Regions from separate parts of the Homo sapiens genome. Here region 2 is linked to region 1. A link is an interaction called in ENCODE POLR2A ChIA-PET data of the cell type or tissue named here. Cell type or tissue: MCF 10A. All regions are shown on one strand. Links, peaks and the distances in the headings refer to the core of each region. The heading gives the core; the rest is flanking DNA.

What was found. Peaks named below come from ENCODE experiments on the same cell type or tissue, not always from the same donor. Only the 100,000 strongest peaks of a DNase experiment are listed, where the experiment ranks them.
Region 2: POLR2A ChIA-PET joins it to region 1 with 5 read pairs; 3 of 35 experiments call an interaction of 5 or more read pairs at or near these places.

The regions. Positions count from the first base shown.
Region 1 is chr13:27,548,039-27,550,966 of GRCh38, reverse strand. LNX2 (ligand of numb-protein X 2) reads left to right here. Exons shown (of 10, transcript NM_153371.4): 9 at 476-634; 10 at 2,497-2,928. The coding sequence ends at 2,632. Among named protein-coding and RNA genes, the nearest start is that of LNX2, 71 kb to the left of the region's middle. In MCF 10A, for the core only: no CTCF peak of the experiment used is centred there; a DNase peak (open chromatin) is centred at 1,196.
Region 2 is chr13:27,605,786-27,608,713 of GRCh38, reverse strand. The region is part of intron 1 of LNX2 (ligand of numb-protein X 2); the gene reads left to right. Among named protein-coding and RNA genes, the nearest start is that of LNX2, 13 kb to the left of the region's middle. In MCF 10A, for the core only: no CTCF peak of the experiment used is centred there; a DNase peak (open chromatin) is centred at 1,373.

The DNA.
Region 1 (2,928 bases), core at 119-2,618:
AATTATCTGCCTTCTTTTCGGAAGCTGCGTTCCTAATCTTTTTCTTCTTTCATTTGCATGCTGGGCTTGGCAGTACTAGACCTCTTTCATCCCACATTGTAATTCCTCTTGTAGATAAAAGTGATTAGTAGAATTGAGGACTTTGTTGACAATGCAGTGAGCTGATATAGGTACATGACCTTTTTGTACAGGTTACTGAGGTGTAATTTGTAACCAGGTTCTCTACTTGTGTGTGTGTGTGTATGTGTGTGTGTGTGTCTTCACTTGGGAAGACTGAAAAAAGTTGGAGAAATTTGAGTCTACCTAGGACTGTGTCTCTGCTAGAAGATGGATTGTCAAAATAATCTATTTATTAATAGCCCTTTTTCTTTTTTCCAAGAGTGGTAAATATAACATGGTATGGGGTTATAACAAAAATAAGCGGCTATAAAAGCCTCCATGTTAATTTTTTCTTTATTTTTCTGTTTGTTTATAGCACACTTCATAGCTGCCACGATATAGTTTTACGAAGAAGTTACTTGGGAAGTTGGGGCTTTAGTATCGTTGGTGGATATGAAGAGAACCACACCAATCAGCCTTTTTTCATTAAAACTATTGTCTTGGGAACTCCTGCTTATTATGATGGAAGATTAAAGTGAGTCTTGTTCTAATTAATGATGTGATTCATGTTGATGACATTGGACATGATCTAGACCAGGGGTCAGGGGTCAGCACTAAATCCAGCCCATTATCTTTTTGAAAATAAAGTTTCATTGCAGTGCAGCTACACTTACTGGTTTATGTACTCTCTGGCTCCCACACTACACCAGCGGAGTTGATGTCATCATGACAGAGACTGTATGGGTCTTGAAGCCTAAAATATTTACCATCTGACCCCTTACGGAAAAAATTTGCCAATCCCGATCTAGACTGAAATGTTACCTTTACTGTCTTGTCACTTATAGCTATGTTTCATTAATCTGATGACAGAAACTGAACCTGAGTTATTTCATTGGACATATTTCATTCATCACGTTGTGATGTGACATTGAGCGCTGAGTAAGTTTCCCACACAGCCTACTCAGGTCCAGTCCTGTCATTAGATGACTCTGCTTCATTTTTCTCCATAGCACTCATCTCTACCTGAGATCGTATTTATGCAAGCTCCATAAGGGAGGGATCTTGTTGCATTTATTGTTATATCCCTAGCAGTCATAACAATACCTTGCATAAAGTAAGATCTCCATAAATATTTGATGAATGAATGTACAATAGCTTACAGGATGCCTGGCGCGGTGCTAAGTGCTGTGCATGCATTATGTAATCTTTTTAACAATCCTATGAGGTAAGTTTCTTTATTATCCCTGTTTTAAAACAAACAAGATAACTGAGGCTTGGAAAGGTTAAGAAACTTGCCCACAATGAAATAGCTGAAAGTGGTTGGCTGGCATTCAAACCCAGGACTATCTGGCTCTAGATCCCTGGACTTTAACCCCTCTGCCAGCCTCTACCACTGAGCAAAAGTCCTCGCTCAGTGTACAGCGTCTTATCAAAGCCCGGGCACTGGGAGAAGAAAAGAGAAGGTGTCATGGCAAGACATCATCACCAGCAGAGAGGAGGTGGTTGATTGTAAATTCTTAATACCTGGTTTACGAAGGAAGAACCAGTTCTTAAAAAGTAAATGTTGACATTCTATATAGAATGCTATGCAGATGGAGAATGTACACTGTTTGCAAGGAGTAAGTGACATCTAAATAATGTATGGAAAGGTGATTGGGAGTGGTATGCTCCAGGTCAGCCTATATTGATAAAGATGAAAAAAAATCATTTTAGGAGGACAGAGTAGGGAAAAATGAATTAATCACTCTCTTAGCTAAGTTACTTAACCAGTCTGGGCCTCTGTTAATTATAATTTGTATTCCTCCTACTTCCAAAAAGAAATTGAGGTAGTTAACAATAAAATAGTATATTTATGGTATAAATAGAAGACCAAAAACCATAAGGATAATTATGGTAATTATAAGGCTGGAAAGGTCCTCCAATTCATCATCCATCCATAATAATTCTGCTTAGAGTACAGTGAGCGTCAACAGCTGAAAGAAGAGGAAGTATGGGTCTTATTTCCAATTTAATTCAGCCCTCAGATGTATGAGCTCTAAGAATGAATAGAAAAATAGCAGTCAAAATAATAACCCCCTTCAAATGCATGACTTGGTATTTTTTTAAAGAGAGAGCATATTTACTCTATATTTTGCTTAAATTAGTGTGAAAATTACTCTGCTTGTCCTTGACATTCACCTACTGGTTATGGAGTCATCGGCACAGGGGTTTCCTTGATTGGCAAGGGAAAGCCAGCATAGGCTTAAGGGCTGTCCCAGACAAAGTAGATTATACACCCTAACCATTGACAGTTCAGTGGTAAGTGAAACCGCATTTTTCATGCTACATAAATCTCAATTGGGATATTTTTAATACCATGAAAATAGTAACATTCTGTATCTGTCTCTCTTTGTCCAGGTGTGGTGACATGATTGTGGCCGTAAATGGGCTGTCAACCGTGGGCATGAGCCACTCTGCACTAGTTCCCATGTTGAAGGAGCAGAGGAACAAAGTCACTCTGACCGTTATTTGTTGGCCTGGCAGCCTTGTATAGATTTTGGAAATTGGTTTCAAATCTTGCATCTTCCTTTTTTAGATTTTTGAAAGAAAACCCTTTGGTTTCATTGTGTTTGTGGTTTAGGAGCTGCTGACACTGCTGGTATACACAGGGCCAAAACCCACTAAGATTGTCCGTTTATGTTTATTTAAATGGTTTCCTAAGTTAGTTACATTTCTTTTAGCTTGGAAACAGTCTTCCACTAACCTTTGTGAGTTTATATTTTCAGAATTCAGACTTAGTTGTTAAAATGTTACCTATGGTAATGAGCAAAGCTCACCCAAACTGTGCCC
Region 2 (2,928 bases), core at 98-2,597, 58 kb before region 1:
AATATTTTAAATTTAATTTAAAATTTAGCAATATCTCAATTTTAAAGAATGTTTTTCTGTTTGGTTACTCTTGGGGATTAAGCAGCACATCTGTTTGATTTACCTTATTGTATACATTATAAACTACATGAAGATATAAGGGATACATGTTGATTTTCTTTTTTAAAATCGCAGTGTATATTTTTAAAATTAATACATGCTTAATGTAGAAAATGCAGGAAATCATAAACTATGCAAAGAGAATAAACATTACTAATCCCACCAGTTATAATTCTTTTAAAATAATATTTTCCAACAAATATTTGAATGCCTATTCTGTGCTGTGTACCATTCTAGATATTTGGGATAGAAAAGTGAATTATAGAAGTTCTTGTTCTCAGAAATCTAGTCTAGATTATAATTTCAGTATGATTACTCTATTTTGATAACATATTTAGATGACAAAAGCATAGAGTTGTGACAAGGCAAAATAAAAATTTATTAGCAGTTACGAGTAAAGAATAGTTTCAAGCAAACATAAATTTTAGCCTTTTCATGACTGCAGGTCCTAAGATAACTGAATACATATATGTCTTCTTTTCCCACTGGGTGTTTATTGAATGCCTGTTATGTGCCTGGCACTGTTCTACATGGTGAGACTATAGCAATGAGCAAGACAGGTGGGATCTCTGTTCTCATGGAGTTTACATGCTGTGGGGCAGGAAGAGAAACAACAGCAAATAGGTAAGCAATTAATGGAGAGGATAATGATGGATGCTAGGAGGAAAATTAGATGATGTGATTAAATCTCAATGGTCTGTTATGCTGGTTACTAGAATCTACAGCTGATCTCCAGGTTTCATTTTAGCTATTTGTCTCTTCACCACGGAAATTTAACTAATAATGCCCAAAGGAATCAAATGGTGTCATCTTTGCTTCCTGCCCTTTTGTACCCTCTCCTGGAGGTTTCCCAGTCAGTGAAATGGTTAAATAGTGAAAACTGGAAATAATTAAGAGTCAAAACAAGGCATATAGAAAATTATTTCTCAGATAATTTGGACTTTCAGGAAGCTAGGAGTTTGTTGAGTTTTTACAAACTTGAGTTTGTACCTGTCAGTATTTCAACAGTGCTTTATGTTTGTATGTTCTCAATTAAGAAAAACAAAACCCTACCAGTTATTAGGAGTCTGAAAAAGAGTAAATAATTCTATCACTCTTTGTGGAATTTGCAGTTTTATTTTGAAGTTTTTCACGCCTTGTTTAAAAACTGTCATCTGTGTTACCTTATAAAGAACTCTTGGTTTGTAACCGAGCTTATTAGGCAGTCTTTAAAATTGGTGTGTAAGACTTTAGTGCCCTGATTTCTTTGGTACATAAGAACTTGGAGTGTGACCCATGACTCATCAGTTGACGTTGTGGTGCGTTTTTAGAAACCAGGAATGCCATAGTAGATTTCCCTTAAGCAGCAGTAGAGGAAGTAAATACAAGAAAACACAAATTTGTCTATTTCTGTGCTGGTGTGATTACAGCTGAATGTTAAATTGATTCTTAGAAATGTATTATAACACTGGACATTTCAATAAGCTTGAATAGAATATGTGTAAACAATGTGTCTTGCAAAAAGATTCTTAAATGTAGCAATAATTTACATTTCTCCCATTTTTATGATAGGAAATAACTTTGCAGATAAATGTGATAATTAATATTTAGATTTGTGTTTTACTTATTTACTTTTGAAACAGAAATGAAGCAGTAAAGAAAAAGCATTGTCTTGGGCATGCAACTTCATTTTTAGTGCTCCATAAAATTGTTCTTATTTTTGATGTGAAGATCTTGTTTCTGTACTTTGCTTTTTAATCATGTATATAAGAACCAATCTTGACTGCTTTCTCATTTCTGCTTTATTTCTTTTTGTGCATGCTCCCTTGCTCCTGCCATAAATATACTTCCATACACATGAAAGTGTATGTGTTCAGATGGATACTTCATGAAAAACAAGCCTGAGGTGAGCTCTTCACCCCAGCTACCTGGTTCGCCTGGAGTTGACTGCTGTTAGTTTTTTTGTATATCCTTCCAGGCATATTTTGTGTGTATAAACTCATGTGTCTGTCTGTATATTAATACATAGATATTTTAAAACTCATACTGTTCTGTACCTTGATTTAAAATAGTGCAAAATTTGTTTTACTTTGCTAATTTTTTTGAAATTTAACTTGATCACCTTTCGTTTGCTGATCCCACCTTAATTAATGTAACCTTAAGGAAAACAGAGGTCTTCTTTGTTGGATATAATTGTGAACAAAATGATTATTTGAGCCTTTTTTTTTTTTGAGCTTTTCTCTCTTTTTTTTTTTTTCGCTATAAATCATGACCTTGTTACTTAATCCTTTTTCAAGGGAATGCTGAACACAATAAAAATTAATCTGGGCATCTTCATGATAACTTAAAATAGGATATTTACTAGGTGGCCTTGGTCTAGCAAATATAGCACAACCATGAAATAAAACATATTTGGTACACTAATTCTGCTAAAAAGCTTGATTATTAGGGAATTTTGTAGTACAAGTTGTGCTTAATTAAAAATTATTTGTTTAACACATCTGTTTGCTAATTGGAAATGTCTTTGTGCATTTTACAGTGTTCATCAAGTCTGCAGATTGTCCCTTTACAGTTTTAATATTTGTAGTGGACACTCTTAGAATAGCTTTCATTTTGAGGATTGTCAGGTGCATCCATTTTGTTTTTCTGAAAAGGGGTGTGGGAGAGGTGGTCTTTTCCTTGAGTTCAATTAGAATATGATGTTAGATCTAGAGGGGAAAAAAAGGTAAATTGTTTTCAGTAATTTATGAGTATTGCCATAGAAAGTTTTAATATTTTCAGTGTTACATTGCTTTTCTTTCTGTGGTGAAATATAAGTGGACAGAATTGTGCAACTGCCAATATTAATCA